2 separate regions of the Mus musculus genome follow, and region 1 is linked to region 2. Evidence: chromatin loops called from intact Hi-C (ENCODE). Cell type or tissue: gastrocnemius. All regions are shown on one strand. Each heading gives the region's core, and the rest is flanking DNA. Links, peaks and the distances in the headings are about the cores only. Region 1 overlaps Lmx1b (LIM homeobox transcription factor 1 beta). Region 2 holds the start of Lmx1b (LIM homeobox transcription factor 1 beta).

The links. A loop is a pair of places that touch in the nucleus more often than their neighbours do. Peaks named below come from ENCODE experiments on the same cell type or tissue, not always from the same donor. Only the 100,000 strongest peaks of a DNase experiment are listed, where the experiment ranks them.
Region 1: a loop joins it to region 2, with 5 times the contacts of the local background. A loop is called at or near these places in 11 of 42 quality-filtered maps.

What each region holds. Positions count from the first base shown.
Region 1 is chr2:33,567,246-33,579,381 of GRCm38, forward strand. It overlaps Lmx1b (LIM homeobox transcription factor 1 beta), which reads right to left. Exons shown (of 8, transcript NM_010725.3): 3 at 1,805-2,037; 4 at 1-84. Among named protein-coding and RNA genes, the nearest start is that of Gm39789, 18 kb to the left of the region's middle. In gastrocnemius, for the core only: a CTCF peak has its summit at 2,211 (motif pointing right); a DNase peak (open chromatin) is centred at 2,195.
Region 2 is chr2:33,635,847-33,647,982 of GRCm38, forward strand. It overlaps Lmx1b (LIM homeobox transcription factor 1 beta), which reads right to left and starts at 5,252. Exons shown (of 8, transcript NM_010725.3): 1 at 4,596-5,252; 2 at 3,643-3,829. The coding sequence starts at 4,752. It overlaps Gm39790 (a long non-coding RNA gene), which reads left to right and starts at 3,815. Exons shown (of 3, transcript XR_866136.3): 1 at 3,815-4,101; 2 at 4,224-4,384; 3 at 4,533-4,625. It overlaps C130021I20Rik (Riken cDNA C130021I20 gene), which reads left to right and starts at 5,347. Exons shown (of 3, transcript NR_046275.1): 1 at 5,347-5,498; 2 at 5,630-5,755; 3 at 6,281-9,817. In gastrocnemius, for the core only: a CTCF peak has its summit at 7,447 (motif pointing left); DNase peaks (open chromatin) are centred at 3,761, 5,298, 5,741, 6,547 and 1 more place; H3K4me3 peaks cover 3,891 bases.

The sequences.
Region 1 (12,136 bases), core at 2,059-10,058, 69 kb before region 2:
CTTTCCCGTCATCTCCACTGCCTTTACTCTGGCTGCCCTGCCCCTTGGCCGGCTTCATGTCTCCATCTTCATCCTCACTCTTCACTGTGGAGGATACAACCCAACCTGTCAGTTGGAGCTTACCTGTATGCGAGAATTCCCTCACCCTCTGCTGACAATTATGGCTCCTAATGTCCTCAGGATAATGTAGAGCCTTCCCTAGGCCCATAGATCCTTCTTCACCATGTCCCATGGCCCCAACATATAATCACTTCCTCATTCGGGGTCCCAGGGTGGTCTAACCCTGCTGATCCACAAGTTCCTCGATAGCATTCACAGGTGTATGCGCGCATGCACGCGCATGCACACACACACACACACACACAGTCAGGAAGACCATGACCTAGTACCCTGGTGCACATGCATGGCTGTGCACAAGGCTTGGGGTGAGGGCTGGGAGAGACACTTCTGCCCCCGTGATAGCAGTGGGTTGAGGAGGAGGAATGGCCCCACAATAAGCAAGAGGCACACACTAGAGCACGTGCAGCATTCTGGAGCTCACACACATGGGCAGATCTGCTCTTGTGTGACTCTGCAGGCCAGCAGCCTCCTGCAATAGACAGATGGCAACTGTGGCCCAGGCTGGCCCTGGGCTTCCCCACCTCAGCCTGTTTGAAAGCCACCTTCTCCTGCTGGCCTCTGAGCATCATGCTAGCTGGGGACAGGGTGAAAGAGAAGAATGGATGGAGCCTTCTTTCTTGAGGCTTCCAGGGACACAGGGACCAGGCATCCTCACAGGAGGTACTTAGGACCAGGACATGCAGGCATGTGTACACACACACAGTGGATTCACTGATGGGTGCACACACCTGTATTGTTAGAGATGTTTACTATTGCAGGCTCACAGAGGCCTATACCCACAGGCAGGGACACTTCCATGCTAAGACACATGTGGCATGAAGTAGCATGTGCATCCAGCCATACACACAACACCACTAAGATGACCCCAGGGGTTTGGGCCTTAGAGACCTAGGAACATAGCCAAGCCTCCTAACAACCATTAATTCTGACACCCAACACTGGAACTTGTCCCCTCCCTAGCCTCACCTTCTTTGGAGGTTAGCCCCATGGAGGACTGTGGCCTTACAATGTCTGTAAGCTGGGCCAGTGGCCTTCCCTTCCATGGGAGTGCAGGTGGCCACAGGGATGCTATTACAGGGTCTAGCCTAGGGCTGACCAGCAGCAGATACACAAGGACTCTGTCACACTGAAGCCCAAACATTGGAGCCCTGGCAATTTCAGACACTCCCCACGTGGACAGAGGACATGCCTGTGGGCCTAGGGTACCTCCAGAGACAGGCCAGCCATCTTGACATGTTCCCTGTCCAAGTCTCAGGAGTGACAAATCTTCAGGATCTTGCTAGAGAGCAAGCATATGCATGGGTATAGCACATGTGCGTGTGTATATAGTCATGCGTGTGTGTCCCATGGGTGTGCTGGTCAGGTGCAGATGCATGAAGAATATACATGTATGTGTGTGTGCATAGGAGGAGCTTTGCGTGTTTGGGTGTGTAAGTACATGACTTTAAGTACAAGCACACGAGGTAGTGTCTTTACGACCCTGGGTATGTGTGTGATACACAGTTGTGTGTACCTCAGGGCTGGCACCCAGATAAGTGATAGGGTGGATGTGACATTGGATGTGACACCTTGATGCTGGCTGGCCATGCACGGACATGCGGGTCTGTGGATCTCAGAAGCCCCGCCCTCTGCGCTCCAGCACCCCGCTGTGCCACGTCCTGCAGCCATCCCAGCCTCGGCTCACCAGAGTCAGACTCGTCCGGGCTCACGGAGCTGAGCAGGTCTTTCTCCTTCTCATAGTCACCCTTGCACAGCAGCTGGCCCTCCTTGAGCACGAACTCGTCCCCCTTGCGCAGTTGCCTCTCGCACACACAGCAGCAGAAACAGCCCAAGTGGTACACACACTCCAGCGCCCGCATGACGAACTCGGTAGGGGCGATCTTCTCCATGCAGCCGCTGCACTTTGCCGCGAAGAGCCTGCGGGGCACAGAGGAGGCACGGGCTGGGCATCTCCCTCTGCCACCCTGACAGACGGGGGTGGGGACAGGGATGCACCCTCTTCTTCTGCCGGTCCCAAGGGGAGCCAAGGTGGGCATGAGGTGCCCCTCTTGGGTGGTCAGCTCTACCTCTGGGTCTTCCTGCTCAGGATGGAAGCCACTAGGGGGCAGTGTGCAGGGTCAGCTTCACACTGACTACTAGCCTCCCTCAACCCCATAGCCAAACAATTCCAATTTTGCTCTGCCCTCCAGCCTGGGCCCTTTTCCCCTCCCTGGGTCCCCAGATTCTCAAACCCTTCAACCCTCTCGCACCTGTGCTTCAACACAGGACACAGACGACTCTTTCTAAAATGCTCGTTGATCTTGTTCTTTCCTGCTCCACACTCAACTGTAGTTCCTCAGTGCCCATAAAACATCCTAGTCCACGTCTCCTCCTTCCCAGCTGTAATCTCCGAAACAGCCATGGCGTCTCCAGGGTACCCTCACAGTGGCCTCCAGACGCATGGCCTGGTGCCACCTTCTTGTCCCTTTATTTCAGCATGGGCACAGCTTGCTGAAACACGGGTAGCTGCTGTACTCAGCAAGCACGTTACACGTGCATGTCACCTGATCTGGCTATGTCCCATGAGACCAGAGAGACCTGGCCCCATTTTAGGGATGAGGAAGTGGAAGTGCAATAGGAGTTCGTGCTCAGAGTGTGTTCGATGTAGCAAACATTTCCCAGTGTGGGCTGACTTTGTCCGATCCAAGAAGCCAGCTGGGATAGGGTCTCTGTGCCCCTGGCTGCCTTACCCTTCAGGGTCCTGCTGTTCTGCTGACCGCTCCTGCCCACATCCCACACCCTGTCACATGCCTGCTCTGTGGGAACTCAGCTTCAACAACACTTTGATGGAAAAATTTATGAAGAATCAAATTATTGCTGCTGGGAGGGAATTAAAACCATTTTTCATTCCCTGCATCCCCGGGCCACGTCTGCGGGCGCCACCTTGGGAGCACCGCGCATCCCATCCCTCTTTATGGCCCGCCATCATGGGCACAGATTACAGCTGCAATTCTCTGCTAATCGGTTCTGGAGCAGGGACAGCCATAAAAGCCAGGCTCACACCCTGCCTCCTTTCCTGGGGCTGCTATCAGCACTGCCCACAACAAAATGCTGTTTCACAGTGGACGGGGATTCCTCGGGTTCTGATTACTGCCCTGGCACTGCCCAGAGCACTCAGTGTGGGGGCAAGCTCAGTACCCACCTCTATTCAGTCTGGCAGACTCCTATTCAACCTGCAACACCCAAGTCCAACACCACCTCCTCTGGGAAGCCTTCCTAGAGGCTTCCTTGATGATGCTGAGGTATAAGGGAAGTGTCTTCTCTACCTACCTCTGAGCTTCCTTATTGCCTCAGGTTGCTCTGTTGCAAAATGAGGAAGCCAGAAGAGCTTCCTGAGGATTTGATGACATTGAACATGTGAATCAGCAAGAAGTCACCACGTAGTTCTCTGAGGGGTCCCAACTCTACTGGGGATACCTCAAGGCAGGTTATGGCTCCTTCTAGTTCTCAGGGGAACTCTGCATTTTGTCGTGCAAAGTCTTGGTATGGGACTGAAGGTCAACCCAGGTGCTTGAGGCAAGTGAGTATCCTCTAGGCCCACACCAGCTTATAGCTTTGCAAGAAAGGTACAGGCTGAGTGGTTTTAATTCATGGGGTGGGGGTGGGGGTCTAACCTGCCCCATTGGCAACCTTAGGTAGGCAGAGGCTCCTGGGAACTCGTCTGGCCATGGATCCCTATTTAGAGGTGGATGCCTACCCCTTACTACCACTCCATGATTGACCAAGGTGCCCAGTAAGGGCTGCAGGGGTCTAAACTGATGGGCACTGGCCAGATCCCAGGCCAGAGTCAGCACATCTTGTGGGGCTCCAAGAAGCAAGAGCTCCCTAAGCTGCAGGAGGTAGCAAGCCAGGCATGCGCTGGGGGGCGGGGGGTGACCTGCATTCAGCGACTGTGCCACAAAGCTGGTGCTCCTGCATTCAACAGCCGCACTAATGCCTTGGCAGCAGGGGGTGGATTGCGACTTTCTCCATGCTCATCAACACAATCTATTATTAATACCCCTCCAAAGGCTCCAGCAGCCATTTCCAAGCAGCACAGCCACTCGGGGTGTCATCTGTTATCTAGATTGCAAGAGCCCGGGAAATAAAACAAACGGCGTGCACTTTATAAACGGAATGTGTCTTCCGTTCGGTCTCCAAGCATCTCTCCGCCCAATAAAACATCGGGGGGCACGTATGAAATACTCACTCCCAATTATGGGGCAGGCTTTGTCTACCATGCAGGGATGGAGTGAGAGCTACTCACGGGTGTGTGTGCCTATATAGTAAGTGGGGGTTCCCTCCTCTCTCCAAATCCTCTTCTCTCTCTCTCTCTCTCTCTCTCTCTCTCTCTCTCTCTCTCTCTCTCTCATCATGGGCACAAGGCTGGAAACAGAAGCCACAGAGAGCCAAGGAGAAGCAGGCCAGCCACAGGCAGGGAATTGCCATCATGCAGGCTCAGAAGCTTCATAAAGCAATTCCCCTCTCCGAGCCTCAGCTTGCTTTGTGTGTAATGGGCTCAGCGCTGAAGCCTGCATCTCAGCATGGAAGACAGAAGCTATCAGCTTAAAATTGCAAGCAGACAGGGCTGGGGCACACCTTGGCTCCACAACTTCAAGACACAGACCTAGGTCTTTGCTCGTCCTGGTTGAATGCCCTATCCCCTCACTCCACATCCACCTCGCTATGTGACTTTGGACAGGATGTTAAGCCTCCAGCCTCCAGTTCTCCATCGACTACATAGGAACACTCAGGCTGGCCGAATGGAGCTCAGCTGGTAGACTGCCTGCCTAGCACACATGAAGACCTGGGTTCCATCCCCCACAAACCAAATTGAGGGCTAAGAATGCAGGAAGCTGGGTTTGATTCTCAGCATCACATAAAATCAGATGTGGTGACCTACATGTGTAATCTCAACACCCAGGAGATCAGTAAAGCCATCCCTGACCATACAGTGACTTAGAGGCCAGCTCGGGATACATGAGACCCATTCTAAAAATAATAATAAAATAAATAAAAACCAAATAGAACACCACTCTATCTGCACGTCTTCCAACAATCACCGTGTAGAACAGTCTTTTGTGAGGTCTTTCCTCTCTGGACGAGTCCCTGGCTGTGGGACCCCGTCTTCAGCAGCAATTCATTTGGTTTGTCTGAAGCACAATTTATTAAACTCATAAGAGACTAATTTAAATAAAAAGTCTGAAAATGCAGTATTTTGCAGAGGATTTGAATATGGGTCATAAGACTGACCAACTTCCTAGCCAGTGAGCACGGAGGAGCACACATGGAGCATGGTTCTTCAGCAGCACACACACTTGGACTCCCTGAGATGTCCTCACCTCAGCCCTGGCATCCTGCACTTAGCCATTTGCCTCAGTGTCTTCATGTGTTTTAAGGGGACACTGACAGATGGAACAGGCTGGGGCAAGACTCCTGGGGTTGGATGGGTAAATGGGGACTGTGCTTGCTGCTATTGTCCCCCAAGATTCCCAGCCCTGGTGTAGCATTCTCTTTGGGTGGAAACTCCCTTCCTCCCCCTCACTGTACAGCCTATGCATGCCCCACCAGTGCGCTTTACGGTTTGTGGGGCCCTTCATCGGGCTCTGATGATAACTTCTATGCCACATGTGTGGCTCTGAGTGGGACCTCCCTCAGCCCCTAGACAAGGCAGCTCCAATGGTGAGTCTGAGCCTCTTGGGCCTTGTAACCACTATACTCCTCCCCGGGGGACATGGCATTTCTCAATGGATTCGGAATCAAGGTTTAGGACACTCAAGACCTTAGTTTTACTTCCTACTGTAGTTTGAAGAGAAAATGTCTCACGAAGACATTTGCATATGTGGTTAGCCTGTGGTACCATTAGCAGGTGGTATTTCTTTGGAAGGTGGGGCCTGGGGAAAGGTTAGGTCCTTGGGCTGTAGCCTTGAAAAGGATACTTCGGAGCTGATGAGCTGGCTTAGCGGGTAACAGCACTGACTGCTCTTCCGAAGGTCCTGAGTTCAAATCCCAGCAACCACCTGGTGGCTCACAACCATCCGTAATGAGATCTAATGCCCTCTTCTGGTGTGTCTGAAGACAGCTACAGTGTACTTATGTATGATAATAAACAAATCTTTGGGCTGGAGCGAGCAGGGACTGAGTGAGCAGGGTCAACTGGAGCGAGTGGGGTTGACCAAAGTGAGCAGAGGTCCTAAAAAATTCCATTCCCAGCAACCACATGAAGTAGAACAACCATCTGTAATGGGATCTGATGCCCTCTTCTGGTGTGTCTGGAGGCAGTGACAGTGTCCTCACATACAGAAAGTAAATAAATAAATAAATAAATAAATAAATAAATAAATCTTAAAAAACAAAAGAAGTTGATACCTTGGGGATGTTGTGTCAGTGATAAGCTGACACACTGTCAGTCAAATCAGACTTCAGTTTGGTTCAAAACACTTGAGAGCACATGATAATCTCAAAGTTCAAGACCAAATCGTGGCTCTAAAGCCGTACCCAGGCCTGTCACTAGCTGCCATGTTTTCTGCTGTTTCTGAAACAGCAATTCCCATCTGCTTCCAAGGCTTGCTGTCTCTCACTCTTCCTTCTGCTTCTAGAGTGCCCATCTTTCAAGGCCTCCTTCTCCAGGAAGGCTTCCCTGATGCAGAATCTCAGCCACTATCTACGTGTCCAAGGTCTCTACTGAGCTGGGGATTGACTCTGGCCTAACTCCTCCCACCCCCGTCTGACAGTGAGATTATTAGTGTTTGTCGAATGGATGAACAACCTTGTGAAAAATGAAATCGCATCCAGGTTGAGTGAGAAAAAATTATGGTTTTTTTTGGTTTTTTCGAGACAGGGTTTCTCCATGTAGCCCTGGCTGTCCTGAAACTCACTTTGTAGACCAGGCTGGCCTCAAACTCAGAAATCTGCCTGCCTCTGCCTCCCAAGTGCTGGGATTAAAGGTGTGCGCCACCACGCCCAGCTTAAAATTACGTTTCTTTAAGAGGCTCTAGGAATATGGCTAAGTGCCAGGCATGGTGGCACATGCCTTTATTCCCAGCACTCGGGAGGCAATTGGTCGGATCTCTGTGAGTTCGAGACTAGTCTGGTCTACAAAGTGAGTTCCAGGACAGCCAGGGCTACACAGAGGAATCCTGTCTCAATAAATAGATAGATAGATAGATAGATAGATAGATAGATAGATAGATAGATAGAAACCTGCCTAAGTAACAAGATAAACAGAATTGTTCTCTCTGGCCCCCTCCGAGACCTCCGAGACTATTTGCCTGTCTCTCTTTGTCTAGAGGTCTGCCAGAACGTCACCCTAGCTGGACCAGGGTGGCTGAGGCAGATGCTTCCTATAAGCCCACCCATAGGTAAACCTCAGAGCTCCTGGACACCACTGCTGGACTTGTTGCCCAATGGAGACCACATGAATAGGTGCCACTGGCCTGGTGGCTCTCTGTGCTCACTGCTCGACCTCCTTGGCTTCATCCATCATTGTCCTGGAAGCCAGCTCTGAGGATGTCTGCGCACAGAGCCAGGCTGCTTGGTCCCATAGAAATGGCCACAGTGTGGCAGGTGATCTGCCTGGTTGTGTTCACCACAGGAAGGTGTGATGGCCAAATGTGGGAAACAATGTCAGGAGGCTCCTAGGGGTGGGGACACTGCACAGGCTTAGGAAGTTGGTTCTGGGGGTGACAGGAATGGTTTTGAATCCCAGCTCTGCCCTGCTAGCTTCCTGATTTGGGGACCTGAGGCCCTGGTTCCCTGTTAGAAAATGGAGGTTGGATGCCCATGTAGTAGATGTGGTAGCCTCTTCTTCGACCACACCCAGGTGGTAGTAGGACCCCAGGTTCCATTGATGGGATCAGAATAATAAGAGCTCCTTGTGGTGTGGTGTGGTGTGAACTTCTTACAGTGGAGGCTGTGGTACCCTATGAGGTAGGTGCAGGAGTAAGGGGCAGGTCTCCCTGGGGACAGGGCCCTGGACAGTAGGGGTGGCAGGGATTGTAGAGTCAGCCCATCACTGCGACTTACTGACATCTCCCCCATGTGCCTGTGCATCCTTATCATTCCTGGCTTAGCTGTTTTTTATTTGGAGACAAAAAGGGGCCTGTTGATGGGATCCAACTCAAACCAGCTGCAAACATCTGCTTTGATGCGGCAGGAGCCGCAGGCAGGCCCGGAGTGCGCGTCAATCAGGCGGCTGGAATGTGCTGCGTGGCTGGCCATGCTTGCTGGCTGCCGGTTGTGGTACCTCCTGGCCTGCCAGGGCTTGGCAGGGCCTTGCTGACCCGCCGCCTGCCCAGCCTGCATGAGGGCGGCCCCAGGGGCTTCTCTTAGCTCTTTGATCCACCTCCGGGGCACAGTGGGGAGGCCCTAGCCAGGGCTGGAGGTCACACGCCACAGGCAGGCAGGGACCAGTCTAGCTTGGAGCCTGAGGTACTGTCTGCACACATTCAGAGATCCCACGGACGCTGGTACCTTTTCCATGTCAGGCACTGAATGGGGACGGATCTGGGAGCAGAAGGGACAGCCCACCCAGGTCCCACCTCAACATCCATTCTCACATCAGAGGGGACATTTTAAGGTGAGAACAGTGTGTCTATCTGAGCAAACAGACCATCACACACACAAGGTACAAAAGGAGACAATAAGGTAACACAAGCGGTGACGGAGAGTCCAGAGGGCTGCAGTTTTAGAGGAGCAGTCAGAGGCGGCCTGCTCTACACATCACGGCATCTAGGGAAGGGGATCCAGCTGTGGGAACAGCACTGTAAAGGCCCTGAGGTCAGAGTGCACATGGGGTGCCAGGAAGTGACACAGGGCACTGTGGCTGGAGCAGGTGAGTGTGTGTGTGGGGACCCGGGTGTAGGCAGAACTTGGGGAAGGCTGATTATGTGACCTGGGAAGGCTTTGAGCTAACGAGTAGCAATTAAAGGGTTTTTTGGTTGTTTTGGCATTTTGAGACAGGGTTTCTCTGTGTAGCCCTGGCTGTCCTGGAACTCACTTTGTAGACCAGGCTGGCCTTGAATGCAGAAATCCACCTGCCTCTGCCTCCCAAGTGCTGGGATTAAAGGCATGCACCACCACTGACCAACTCAAAGGCTTTTAAAAAAGACATTTATGTAATAGTTGGTATGGTGGGGGGGGGGGGTTGGGAGGGAGGAGCGACAACTGTCTGAGTCAATTCTCCCCTTCTACCATGTGGGTTCTGGGAATTGAACTCAGATCACTATCTTGGTAGAAATCACCTTTACCCATTAAGCCATCTCTTTGGCCCCCTGGACTGGTATCTTAACTGGCTCTCTCTGGCAGCCGTGTATGATGGATGAGAGGCAGACAGGCTTGGGGGCATCAGCCGAGTAACCTAGGCAAAGGTGAGGCTAGCTCCTGCTAGGTGCGATCAGGGAAGGCGTCCTGAAGTAGAAACCTTCTGAAGGGGAGGATGCCAGAGAACAGGCAGGGTCTGAGCCTCTCAACAGTGGTGGGGAGAAGCCATTAGAAAGGAAAGCTGAGATGCAGGAGAGACTGGGGCCTTGGCTCTGGACAGGATGTGCCCAGGGCAGCCAGCACTGCCACCTGAAGCTCTGGGGAAGCTTAGACAGACAGAGTTATGGGCCTGAGCACAAACATACATTCACACACATGGGCACCGCATGTAGCCCTACAGAATGAGCTTGTACCATGTGGCCTCCCACCTGACAGTTTGCTTCCCATCTTCAGAGGAACACATCATGGCGTGGGGTGGACACTGCTCTGAAACCACACCTTCCTGGGCAATAGTCAGGGACAGACAAAGTCCAGGACAGAGGGAAAGTGGATCAGTGCCTGCCCCTCTCCATCTGAGCACCTTTCCTCGAAGCCCTGTGGTCCATCTCAGGATGCTGCTCCAGGCAGAAGAGCCTCAGGATGTGAGGAACCAGGCTAAGGGCTTTGTCATTGTTTGAAAAGCATGGCTATCGGTTCTTGTCTGGGTCCCCAGGACTAGTGTAACTTGGGTGATAGAGAGTTTGCCTTCTAACATACAAGAAGCCCTGGGTTTGATCCCCAGCACCACATAAAGGCAGGCATGGTAGCACATGATCACAATCCCATCTCTTGGGAGGTAGCGGCAGGGAGAATAGTTTATCCTAAACTACATAGACAGACTTGCCCTCACTCACCACATTGATGAGTGCCTGTGAGACAGGCTTTGGACTGCCCCTTCCTTTCCTCCTGCTGTGCACCCCAGCCCTAGGAGCAGAGCCAGGTCCCTTCCCCTCCCCCACCTTCACTAAGGTCACCAGCTCCTGTCTCTGGATCCAACAGACCTTAGTACTCTTCCTACTACAATCTAAGATTTATTGAGTGTTTCCTACAGACCAGGCCCCAAGCATTCTTTGCACACGGATTGTTCCTCTAACTAGAGGCACGTCCAGCCTTGTTACAGAAGAGGGAAATGGTTAGAGAAGGCATCAGGCTGCTGCTCTCCTGGCCTTACTGTGGGGTCCTTGTTCTAGAAGCCCTTGGTGTCTTTCCTCTTGCCCACCTAGTGATAACTTTGTCTCACTGTAAGTTCAGAGAAGCCAGGTCCATAGACCCAGACTGCAGGTGCTAAGGACATGAAGGGTTGTGTGGTCCCCATAGCCCAGGTAGAAGAGGAGATGTAGAGCCACCAGCTTTGTCTTGGGGTCCTCCATGGCCAAAGTGGGCTGAGTCCAGAGCCATGTGTCCAGGAAGGGCTGTGGGATTATGGCAGAACCCAAGGAGGTATATACACAGTCAGGTAGAAGGCAGCATTGGCTGGCAGCAGGGAACACCTGTTTGTGGCTTCAAAGACCTTGGGAGAGCTGGGGACGGTGACCCTCGTCTGTAATTGAGGACAAGTTCAAAGCCAGCCTGGCTACATAGTGGGTTCCAGGTTAGCCAGTGCCATACAGTGAGTTCCTGTCTCAGATATTTAAAGAAATATCTCAGAAGAGGAAAGGCAAGATGGTGTAATGGGTACAGGTGCTTGTTGCACAATCTGAGGACCTGAGTTCAATCCCTGGAACTGACATAAAGATGGAAGGAGGGGACCAACTCCACAGAGTCATCCGCTGACCTCTACAGGTGTAGAGGGGCTGACTTGAGAGTTGCAGTCTATGTAGAGACAGACAAGCAGAGAGGTCATACCAGGAGGGAGCCGCTGGAGAAGCAAAGGCATGAATGAGGAATACGCAGGCTATTTGTAAGGCTGAGGGGACAGTGCAGTAGATTGGAGCAGGTTGATAAGGACGAATGTCAGAGAGCAAGGCCCCAGGCCCAACTCGCAATAGCTGAAGGTAAAGCACATCCTTTTGTCCCATACAAGGACACATGCAGCCACTCAAACAGTTACCTCACAAGCTATGCATCCATCCTCTCTCCCATTCACCTACCCATCTTCCCACCCGTCCACCTTTATTCATAATATTCATCCATCTACCTATCTATCCATCCATGCATTCACCCACCCATCATTTATCCACCCATTCACCTATCAATCAGCCCACCCATCTACCATCTATCCACACATCCATCCATCCATCCATCCATCCATCCATCCATCCATCCATCCAGTTTACGCCATACCTGCCCATCACCCCAGCCATCCACTCACCCATGCAGACTGCCTATTCAACCCAACCTTTCACCGCAATGTGAGGTGTTAACATTTACCAATGGCCAATTGTTGTGCCCGGTGACAAGGACCAAATGGGAATAGAATCCACAGGCTATCCTAAGTAGAAGGAACAGCAGCAAGGCATTCAAAGGGAGGGGTCCAGACACTACTGTGGGGTAGAGCACTGCCCCAAACTGGTATTGTGGTCCACCATTCTCACCCCAAAGATTTTGCCTTCTTTGTTTGTAAACTGTAGCAGGGTTTAATTAGGGTTCTATCAACATTGAGAAACTTCCTTTGAGCAAGCATGTCCTAGAAGAAACTCCATTAAGGCAATTTAATTTTTTGATCAATTTTCTTTCTAGTATAGTTAAATAATTTATA
Region 2 (12,136 bases), core at 2,657-10,656:
AAGGAAACCCAGAAGCCAAAAAAGGGCAGGGAGCCTGTGTTTGCCCCTCCGATGATGCTACACTGATGGAAGCAGTCGCTGTTCCCGAGGCCAAGGTGAGCCCCCTGATCCAGGAAAGCCTTTTTCCGGGCAAACACTTCTGAGGAAAAGAATGTGCTGGGAAGAACCCGGCTGAGCCACTTGCGGCGAAATGTTTTAAAACCTAGCCCAGGACTCAGAAGGCTTTTTGTCAAAGTCATAGCCTGGATGCCCCCTTCTGCCGCGGAGGATTCCCCTACTAGGGGGAGCGGCGGGGGTGTGTGGGGAGGGCAGGTCCAAGGTATTCCCAGTGTTCTCAGCAGAGCCAGGGAGGTCGTAGCATCCGAGGCTTTGGACGCCTGGGCAGGCTCCTTACAAGCGGGTGGAAGAGCTCCGGGCAGGAGCCCCGCACCCGGAGAGCACAAAGGCTCCCGTGCGCACACCTACTGCTCCCCAGACCCCTCCATGAGCTGCTCGACAGTCGTCAGACTCTATTGTGTGACAGATTTTTGGACTCTCCCACCGACCCTCTCCACTTCCGGAGCCTCCTCCAGGAATCCGCCACCTCCTTAAGACAGAAACCTTTTCCAGACAAGCAATCGGGCAATCGGGGCGAGTGAGCGACAGCCAGCAAGAAAAGGGAGTTACATAATTCGATTTCACTAAACTGCCAAGAAAAACAACATATATTGGAGGGGAGGTTGTCAGGTTTTTTTCTCAATGTTTCTCCGGGGGGAGACACGGAGCGGTGTTGGCGTTTTTGCGGAGGCCGCGCGTTTTCCAGGTTTCTAATTCGGTTTTCTATTCGAAAGAGGGCCGAGGTCTTGGATTTTCCCTCCCCCTTCTTTGAAAGAGTCCCCGAAATGCACATAAGGACGGGGTCGGGGGTAGGAGAGTTTTCAGGATACAAATAAAAACGTCTCAGTTCCAGGGCCGGGATTTTCTTTGCTCTGCCAGGCCTGCGAGTGGATTTTATCAATTGTCCTATATGAGCCCAATAGACAGTTAATCACCCCCGTGGTGCGTAAAACAACTCCGCGCTTCTGGGTGCCTGCAATCGTTGGGAACAAACCGAAAGGAAGAAGACACAGCAAGAAACACAGCACCTCTTTAAAAGGACCTACTCTGCCGTTCTGCGCAGGCGGGTGAAGAGTGCTTTTTACAAAAAGTACTTTAAAAAAAAGTGTGTGTGTGTGTGTGTATGGGGAGGGGGTGCTGCAAATTTCTCAGTGCTGTGGAGACACACACTTAAAATCAAGAAAGCACGTCTCTGTCCCCGATCGCCTTAATTCTCGTCTGAAAAGCATTTGTGCACACATGATATAAATATGCATCTGGGATTCTCAAAGAAAAAAATCATGAATAAAAAAATATTTTTTTTTATTGTGTAAAAGAACATTGTTTCCGTGTGAGTTCTTGCCGGCCTGGTTGATCTCCTGCTCCCTGCAAATGCTGCCAGGAGACCCTGGGGATTTGTCCCCAAGATTGTCTTGATAACCACTACTCCGCCCAAGCACACCAGGAGGCCCGCCTATAGCAGATACTTAATTGTCGTTATTGTTAGAAAGGAGAGATGGGGGAGGAAAGGGGAAACAGAGAGGATAAAGCCGGGGTCCTTTCCCTAGGAAACTCGGGGACGAAAGTCCGGGACTAAATTCCTTTCTAGCACCTGGAGTTTGCACCTTGGTAGAAGCCAGCTCTTTAGTGATGTTTTTCTTTTCTTTCAAAAACAAATACCAGTGGGACAAAGCAGTTGCAAATGTTTAATTGTTTTGTAAACTGGGGAGGCTGGTCACTCACCTAGCTCTTGTTACTATTTTAGGGCTGAGCCAGAAGGACCAGGGAGGTGTCTTTGCCCTGCTCCATAATGACCCCAGCAGCATCTATGTACAAAAGGTTGCAAAGTCTTTGCAGTGTTAATTTAAAAAAACACCCCAAAGTTTCAGAGGCTCATCTCTACTTTCCCAGGCCTCTTAGAAGACCCATGTGCGGTGTGTGTGTGTGTGTGTGTGTGTGTGTGTGTGTGTGTGTGTGTGTGTGTGAGGTTAGTGGCTAAGCTGGGTGTAAGAGGTACTGCTGGTGCCTAGCCACAGTACTTCCCAGAGAGGGGCTTCCTGAGTCACCCCAAGTCCCCAACCAGTGCTACCTCGTTTTATTCCTGCTGCTGTATGCCTGGTGGCCTTTTTCTCCCCAGGAACTAGAGTTCCATGGCACAGACACAGGACAGATATCAATGATATGCCTAAACCTGGGGAACACCGACCACAGAGAGGGACAGGCCTACATCATGTTATAGAACCAACAAAAGAAGAATCCTCAAAACCTACCCCAATTCTTGCCCATAGAAAACCCCACCCTACCCCAGCCACCAAAAAGAGCAAGGTGCAAAAAAGCAGTCCCTGACTGGTTCCTAGTTCCCGGGGATACAACAGCAGCCGGCCACCAAGGCCCTCTGCAGGGCTCTGGCCTGCAGCCCCAGTTGTTAGGCCCTAGTCAAAGAGTTTAGCTGCCCCTTTCCAAGCTAGACCCTGGATTTGGAGACCAATACTTTGGCTGCATTTACTGCATGGCACACGTAACCCTGCCTTTTTTCTCCAAGGGCTTTGGCACCCAGAGACCACTCCAGCCCAGAACACCTGAGGAGTCCCATCCAAGAAGCCTTTCTGAACGCCACTTAGAACTTCCCACAGTCTCACGCTTGTCTCTGCAACTTCCCTCCCAAGATTCCCACACCCCTCTTCCCACCAAGGCTCCTCATTGCACCCCAACTCAACCTCCCCCATTGCACTTCCAGGTAGGTCACCAGAAAAGCTCTGCATCTTCTGCGGTCTGTCCCCAGCCTTCAGCCACACAAGTCCACAGTGCCACCCTGCTTAGCATAGAAGCCAGCAGGTAAGGCTCAAACCACACCTCTAGTATCAACCACCCTTTTCCAGCATGCTGCAAGAAAGAAGGCTGTCTGGGCCTGACTCCTTCAGTCAGCCACTTCAACGAAGAGCTGTCTAGGAAGCTGTAGCTTCCTAGACAGATTGATTCTCCAGCTAAGAAAAATTGTAAGGGCAAAATTCCCGTATGGAACGGTTTAGGAAGAAGGACACCCATTTCTCTTTACCAGAGAAGAAAAGTGGCGCAAGGAGCCAGCCAGGGTGGAGATCTCCCGCCTGCATCGCAGCCAGGGTCCAGCACCCACCTCCCTGCTCCAGGAACCCCAGACGCTCTTGAACTGGGGAAACACAGTCAGGCTTGGCTCTCTAAAGCAATGCCTTTCTTGGAAAATATATTCTTGTCCCCACTTCAGGCTTTAGAGGGGCCAAGCCCTCTCCCAGGACAAACATCGTATCGACCGACCAGTCCGCCCCGGGCTTTGTCTTGTACCCCAATTCAGTCACTCTGCGCAGGTTTCCGGGACAACAGATGGCACCTAGGGGCACCCCACCACTGTCGGCTGGAAGGAGATGATTCGCCCCAGCCCGGAGACACGCAGCCCTTTGAGCCATCGGAGCTGCCGGGCCCAGTGGAGCGCAGAGCCGGCCGCAGGGCGGCGTGGGCCCTTCCCGGCAGGGACCGGCCGGGCTGGAGTGCTGGTCCATGGCGGGGAAAGAGAGGAGGGCGAGAGGCGCTTACTGTTGGTAGTCTTGTTTGCAGTACAGTTTCCGATCCCGGAAGTAGCAGCTGGTGGTGAGGGCTTGCTGACATGCCGCGCACTGCAAACACTCCTCGTGCCAGGACGACTCGTTGACTCGCATCAGGAAGCGGTCGGAGATGGGCCGCTGGCAGCCCTCGCAGACGGCGGGATGCGGGCAGTCGGAGCCTGCAGCGCACAGGGCGAGAGCCGGGCCGTCAGCGCCGCTTGGCCCAGCCCCGGAGCGCCTCCCGTCGCCTGAGGACCCCAGCCGGCGAGCCAGAGACCCGGCAGCCCTAGACAGCACGCTCCTTTCCGTAAGCTGGGGCGCCGTGAGGCCGAGGGCCTGCAGCCTTGGCTGGGCGCTGCGCTCTCCCCGCTCGCGGAGATCCAGCGGATGGTGTTATTACCAACGAGAAGGAGCTCCGCGCGGGGTGGCCGGCTGGAACCCAACCAGCGAGGTGAGGCCAGGACACTCGCTGGCTGACACGCCCCACGATGCTGTTGGAACCTTCTACCCCAAGAACCGCGGTTGGGATAGACCCGGGGATAGTTTTCTCTTCTAAAAGCTCCCCTTCCCCAGGTGACCTGGCCTCTCTCCCGGGCTCTAAGGAGACAACTTGGTTCTCCAGCATCCCTGCCACCCGCTTCCCACCCCAGCTCAGTCCAGTGTAGCAGCACTAGAACCCAGACCCGGAGAGGACGGTGTGAGTGACGGCTGAGGCTGTTCAGTCCTCTGTCTAGGTGACGTCCCTGAACGTTTTCCCCTCAGGGAGCTCTGTCTCGGTGTGCTTGTTACCCCTCCGGTGGTCATTCCAGGGGTCCGGACCCCCTCCCCACGTCCTGAAAACCTATTTTCTTTATTCTTTGCCCCTCACGCCGGTATCCACAGCGGCACGACGGACAACCCTACCCCCTGACCCGCACTATTCGAGCGTTGCGACCCAGCACTCACCCAGCAGCACCCCCAGGGTGGCGGGCCCGGGGCGAAGGGCGTGCTCCTCCATCTTGATGCCGTCCAACATCTTGATGCCGTCCAACATCTTGGCGCAGTCCGTCTGCCCGCGAGGGAAGCACCTCTCCAGCGACTCGGGACCTGTTGCTATATCCATGGGACGCCCGGCGCGCTGCGGACCCCGCCGGCTGGGCCGCTCACCCTCCGGCCCGTCCGCCCGCTCCGCTGCAGCCGGGGAGGCGCGGCGCCCGCGGGGTCGGGGCCGCCCGCTGCCCCGGGGCGAGCGTGGAGCGGCGGCGCGCTGGCCCCGGGCCCCGGCGTCGTGCGGGAGGGCCCGGGCGGCTGGCAGCCCCGCGCGCCGCTCTCTACCGGCTACTCGCAGCCACGCGCACTCGCTGCTCGCCTGTCACCTGCTTGTCAGCCCCGGGTCCCGGCTGCAGCAGCGGGCGGCACGCGGAGCCGCCCGGAGGAGTAGGAGGAGGCGGCGGCGGCGGCGGCGGGCGGGGGAGGGGGCGGGGGTGCAGGGGCGGCCCCGCGGGCTGGGGGGGCGCGGGCGTCGCAGCAGGGTCCCGGGCGGGGCGCAGCAGGCCGCGGGGCTCCAGGCGCGCTCCCCGCACTACTCCAGTGCCATGGTGCGCCCGAGGAGCCGCTCGGTTTAGAGCTGGGGCTGGCGGCGGAGGGATACTCCGGCCCCGAGCCGCCTCACCCCTCCTCAAACTTCCTGACATTTGAACTCATTGGTGCGCCTCGTATCACTGCGCCGGGATGAGCCGGCTGCTCCACGTCAAATAGTGCCGTCGCCTCCCCCCCTCCCTGCGGGAGGGCTCCCTTAGCCCCCGTCCTGCACCCCGTGCCGCGCCCTGAATCCAGGCGACCATCCTGTCCACCATTGGCAGAAGTTTGGTTAGCCATCGAAACAAATCCTGTGCCCCACCCCTCTTGAAAAATTGATTTGGGAGTTGGGGAAATCAGGCTTTCTTTTTTTTCTTTCTTGCCTTTTTTATTATTAATATTTTTGTTGTTTTTTTTTTAAGCTCCAGCGCTCAGAGGAGTGGCCCCAAGCGAGGCCAGACTGTGAGGACGGCGGGGAACGCAGCGACTTCTCCAGGGGACAGCGCCAGGCGGGAGCGGCTGGCCCAAACCCGGACTCGTAGTCTAAGGTAGGTCGCAGGGTCTGAGTTGGTGTCCCCTCGGGAGGCGGGGCCTGCACCGGACAGCCTGGTGTGCTGAGAGGGCTCCTAGGGTCGAGGGATGGGGAACATCAAATGTAAGCAAGAACCGCTGGCCCCGGACTCGCCAAAGGGAACCCTGACCTGGGGAGGGGGTGTAAGGGCTGTAGTTTGAGTAAGTAGTCCCAAAAAGCCCAGGCCTGGCAGAAATAGGGCGGGGGAATGAGTTGAGGGGGCTCTCATAGCCAGAATGGGAGATCTTGGGTGAAAGAGGACGGTCAGGCCCGGGTTGAGACCAAGAGAGTGTTAAGAGGGTCAACAGGGCTCGGAAAGATATCTTGTTCCCGGCCGGGGTCAGTGGGCGAAGGCTGGGCCTCCCAAGGCTTGGAGTATGAGGGGCAGGTAAGAAGTGGTGTCCTCAAGATCTAGGGGTGGAGGCCTGGAACGGCATGGGTACAGTCGTTCTAAGGAAATCTGTGTGACCTCTGAAATCGGTGCCCTTTCATTGTGGCTAAGGGACCTGGCCAGGGTTAGAGACTGAGCGCTGGCCACCCTTGGCAAAGTGGGCCTCGACAGCGGGCAACGCAAGGCCAGCGGCACGCAGCTGGAGACTCCTGGGTGCATCCGGCCAGACATCCGCGAGAAAACTAGAAGACGTCGCATCGGGAAACAGGGTACCTTCGGCCCCACCACTCCCGCGCGGGTTTCGTCCTGGAATAGCAGGAGGGATGGTGCGGTCCCAGGGCAGGAGTTAACAGCCCCTGCGAGCTGCTGCTGGGCGGCCCTGGCCCCTCCGGCTGTGGAGCAGCGGCGCGAAGCCGGGAGGGGATGGAGGGCTCGGAGGGCGGGTCCCCTGACCCCGCTAGAGGCGAGAGGGCGGATCAGATTTGGAGCCTGAGGGAGGCTTGGTCAGAAGTGGCCCCCTGTGCTGGGGGGGCCCCCCGGAGGGGCCCGGCTTTGTGGAGGATTAGCGGTCACCGCCCCACCCCAGTACCTGCGTGTGTGTCGGTGGGTATCGGAGTGTGTCTGTGTGTGTCCGCGCTCCCGCCTCGCGGAAGCTATTGAGAACGTGTGCACCCGTATTCCTGTGCACATACATTTTGTGTTTGTGTGTCCTTACGTCTTTCCAGGCAATGAGTGTGTGTGTTTTCGGTACACGTCTCTCGTGCTTCTATGTCATGTTTTTTACACGTCTTTGTGTGTGTCCTCGTGAAGGTGTAGATAGTGAAGATGTCTACGCCTTTGTATGCGCCTCGGCCCCTTTAGCGAATCTGGTAGATTTTTCTCTATAAGTGTGTCTCTGAGTTACCTTTGTGTTTCTGTTTGCCCCGGAGCTCCTGAATTGTTCTGTGTCGCCCAGGGGTTTTTGTGTTTGTGGCTTTGTGTTCTGTGTATTTCTCGGCGCCTTTGTGTATCCAGGAGCATGGGTATGTGGATGTAGAGTTTTCTTCACCCACCCTTCGTCCTTGTTTTTACCCAGTGTGAAAAATCTAAGGCCTTGAGCCCTGAGGTTGGGCAGAGGCCTGGGCCTGGATCTGGACCGCCTTCTCTGGGTATCTGGGCCCTGGCGCGTTACTGCGGGAAGAAGCCGAGCGGGTAAAGGCTGGGGCGTGCAGAGCCGGGAGGCACCGAACCGCTCGCAGAAGCAGCGGCCCAACCGGGTGCACTCCGCCCTCTGCTGGCCATAGTGTGTCTCTGCAACCACTGCTGGGCACCGAAAGCCCTGGTTCCAGGCCCGGAGCTTCGCCATCTCCTTCAGGCTGAGTCGAAAGAATCTTCTCTGTCTCAAACCTTAAAGACGAACCTCGGACTCTAAGCAATCGCACAGTGTTTCACCCCCATCTTCACCCTCCCATTTCCCCCACGCTCCCTGTGCCTGTCCATTTCTACCCCATTCCTCTCCGTTTTTCTTTGGCTGAATGGTGGCCCCTGTGGCCCGGCTTCAGAGGTTTCCCTGATCCTCTGGCTGGCATCTAAGACCGGGTCTGGACCTTTGACTGTGTTTGCTGCGCGTTCTGCAGTGCTTGAAGCCAGGTCTCAGCACCGAGGGCACACCTGTAGCCCCCCCCCCATTTGATGCATGGCTGGTGTGTTTTCCAAGGCTCAGAGTTTTGGGGGCCTCTCCCTGCGCAGCCCGGCCCACTCGGGTCAGGCTGCCGAAACTGTCGGCAACTGAGTCCAGAGTTCCCTGGGTGAACAGTGGCACCAAGATTGTCTCTAGTCCGATTGAGGACGATGCTCCGTTCACAGATGCCTGTTTCCTTCTGTCCGTTCTCCTCTACCCGTAGGCCTTCTTTGTCCTTACTTTTCAACCCCGAATTGACTAGACCCGGTCTTCACATTGCCCCACATAATCGTCCATGTGTCTCCGAGGCATTCTTAGGGTTCTTGGTCTCCCATCCTTTGCCTCTAAGGAAGAACAATACGACTGGACAGGAGAACACCGGCCTAGGCCTAGACCCACTTCTCTCCGCGGGCCTCAAGCTCCTGGCTTCGCCCGTCTCTTCTGTACAAGCGGATGCCCACCCCTGGCTCTGAGACTCACAACGCAGGTGGCCTATCTCTTCCGCGCCGTCCAACGCGGGATGCTTGCGGCCTCCGACGTCTGCTGCAGAATCCGCTCGGGACTGTTTCCACCTGAGAAAGAGAGTTGCCAGCGACTGCTGGAATCGCAAGAAACAAAACAGGGAGAGATCCGGGCTCTTCTTATCCCAGAGGCGTGCAGCTCCTGAGCCCTGACTTGGTCTCTGGCTCTTCTCCTTTAGGACCTTGCAACCTCACTCGGTAGCGACCCATCTTGTGAGAGCGGGGGAGCGGTGTGAGGGGAAGGGCTATACCAGCGAAAACCCAACCGTTTGGTGCTTCTGACCAGAGTCCGGGAGAGAGAGGACCCTTCCTCCAGGTTTAGAACCACCGGCTGCAGTGTCAGATCCCAGCAGGAGGAGGACCACAGCCTTGGATTCATCAGCAAGGAGGCTATCAGAAGCATCGCACCGGCCTTCCTGCTCTGCCTCAAGAACCGAAGCCATGGAACACCTAGGCTCACCCCATGCTGCCCCTGGCTAATGGCATCTCAAGATCTACGAGGCTCTGCCGCGCAGAATCAAAGCTGTCCCAAAACTGTGGGCCAAGTCGGGAGCTGCTCCTCGGGGAAACTCAGTCTATCCCAGACCCTCAGTGATGAAGAACCCGAAGACCACGGAAATGGAGCAAGGGCGCGCCCAAGACTCAGCAGAGGTCGATCACTAGCAATCCAACTCCCGAGCATCCAGGTACCCCTCTGAGCATTCTAGCTGGTCTTCACCCCACACACGAGTCAAAGCATTGGACGACCACTTTCTACTACCTAAGGAAGGGCGTCTGAAGTCTCCCTGTGCTGGTGGAAGTTCTCCAGAGAGGCGAGACTAGAGAGGGGTTTCTGGGGTACTTATTCTCCACTGGGGGCTTTTGAGGCTGATGAGAGAGGGGTGTCAGGGTTTGCTGGTGGCTGGTGAGTGTTAGGATGCCTAGAGCCAGAAGATGAACATCCGCAGCCAGATCCCTCAGCCCTCCAACAACCCCCACTCTGGCCATTACTCTGGACCATCAGGCATGGACTTGCTCCACTTGTGGGGAAATCAGGCTCTCTCAGATCCAAAGGCTGCCGGCAGCTCTTAGGAAGGTTCAGAGAAGGCCCTCCCAGGACTGGTGGCCCAGAACTGAGGTCTCCTACTGGCTACACAATGGTTAGGAACAGGAGAAGGGCAGGTGTCAGGAAGCATCCCTGTCTGTCTCAGGGTCTGGTTAGGAGACACCAGGGTAAAAGACCTGCTGCGCCTTTGTACTTCAAGGTCCCTGTCTGTGCAATGGGCATAAAAGAGACTTACAGAGTCTCTGAGAGGGTCACATGAAAGTGCTCGTGGTGTGGCCAGCTCACTGTGGGGCTCTAGATCTACTATTTGATGAATAATTGTATGGGAGGAGAGCTGCTACTTAGACATAGGAGACTCTCTTCCTCTTTCTGTTCCTCTGCCGCCTCTAGAGCCAGAACGAAAACAGACTTGTCTCAAATTCAGTCCTGTCTGGTCTCTTCCTTCCCTCTGGGACAGGTGGAGTCCCCGAGCCGGCTACTGTGGACTGGCCACCTGAGACACGGCCAGTGCCTGGGCACCCAGCACAAACAGCTCAGCCTTCTCACTTTGTCATGAAAACCGAGGCTGAGGGCAGCTAACACCGACAGTGAGAGCTTTGAGAGGCAATAGAATCAAGATTTTTTTTTAAAAGCTCTTTGGAAAGAAACCCGTTAGAGACTGTGATGTGTGTACTTTTTTTGTATGTTTGCTTTTTACCAAGCACTTTCCTAAGAATCTCTGCATTTCTTGCCAAAGGATGGTTTCAACAGGCATCCTGTCTTTAAGAATGAGTGGCTCCCCAGTCCAGTTACAGGAACCAGAACAAAGAGAGGGTGAAGGACCGTGTTTGGAGCCATAAAAGCCTCATTAGGAACTTAAGACTAACTCACAGAATCGGACACAGATTCACAAAAGCCAGGGAGTTCATTGGTCTCCACCCTGAGGGTCCACGGCTGGGGAAGGGGGGGTGGGTGTGAGCCAGGGCGGGTGCCTCTCTTATTTGATCTCTATCTTAAATCCACTTCAAAACGCTGCGGCTCAGCCGAATTGGAGGTTGGCCCCTTCCTGTAATTATTTGGTGTCTAGTAAAGTTTTTATGAGTGTCTGTGCAAATAAATGCATCTGATGATGTGCGTTTGTTTGGCTCTGCCTCTTGCTCCATGTGATGTAGGAGATGTGTGCATCGTGTGTTGGCCCTCGGAAGAGAAAAGAGTAAGGCACAAGCAAATAAAAATAAACCCAGGACCCCTGCATCTGTCAGGCAGAGGGGTGGAGCCTGGGCTGGTCCTCTGCTGTCTTCAGCTCAAGGGCCCCCTGAAGAACCTGCCAGTGGAGTCTAAAGCCTTTGGGTGCTCCGTGTGTGTGTGTGTGTGTGTGTGTGTGTGTGTGTGTGTGTGTGTGTGTGTGGTGTGGGGAAGACCGGTGGTCAGGGCTGGGGACCGGTCTTGGTGACTTTTTGGAAAGGCCCTTTTGGAAACAAATCAAGGCTCACCCATTCTTCGCTCCCTGCAGGGTGTTAAGGCAAAGTCAAATGAATGCTAAGTAAGGGTAAGTCTGGGGAGTTACATTGTTGCCGGTGTGAGCTTATTAGATCCCCCTGGAAGACAATGCTGGTAAGAGAGGCACACTGGCTGAAGTGTCCACTTTGGGAAAAGCCTCCACCCGGGGCTGGGGAAAAGCCATTGTCCTGTCCTTCTTCACATGACCTTTCAGCACAGTTGGAGGGAATCTGTGGAGCCCTCACTAGCATTCCTCCTCCCAGTCCCGCGGCCTTGATGTGTTTCTTTGAACTGATTATAGAACTTTTTATTGAACTATAATATGCATATAGAAACGTGTACAGAGTGTGAAATTATAAAGGGGACACTCCCATGCCAGTAATCCTAGATTAAGACAGAGGATGCCTCTGGTTTCCCAAAAGCTCTGGCTCTCTCTGCCAGCTTGCTTTCTCTAGTTCCGCCCTCAGTTTGGTTGGTTTTGAACTTTTATCTAAATGACATCCCAGAGCACATTTTCCTCCCTGTACTTAATCACAGGTTTTGGAGGAAAAGTCGGTTCTCGCTGATGGATCATCAGGGGGTTGACAACTTGGGGCTCCCATCCCCTCAAGCGGTAGATTTCTGGACTTTAACCCATTCATATTACATATCCCGAAGCATTTGTGCTGGTGATTTTGCTGCAAGTCTAGAACCCCACTCCCACCCCAAGGCAGAATTCCCCCAAAAGAAACACCCTGTACACCGGGGAAATGCACCCAGTATCTTCTTTCATCTCAGCTCCTCTGTCCACATCTAGAATCCTCAGACAACTGGCAACAAAATCAACACCTCAGAGAGGTGAAGTCACTTGTGAGAGGTCACACAGCCTTGAAAGGGTCAGATCCTGGATCCAAACCCCAACTGGCCTAACTCCAAACCCCAGGCTCTTGTCACCTCTCCACATGGCTCCCCTGGGCATCCAGACCCAGGCGTGAACAGAGCCCTCTTCCAGTAGGGAGGAAGCTGGACTTTTTCCAAAGGAAACGCTGGGAAACACAAAACCCCAAACAGCAAACAGGGCAGGATGGTTTTCCAGGCTCTAGCTGCCTAATTGACGGGGCTGGTTTGGTCTGGACCGGTCCAATCTCCCTAGGTGCTGTGTGTCACCAGAGAGGTGACATTATGCCATTGACTGTGCATTCAGCCAATGCCAGCACTTCGTGCCTGAAAGCCAGCTGTTCAGCCCCATCTTGCAGATGAGGAAACCGAGGCTGAGAAAGGTC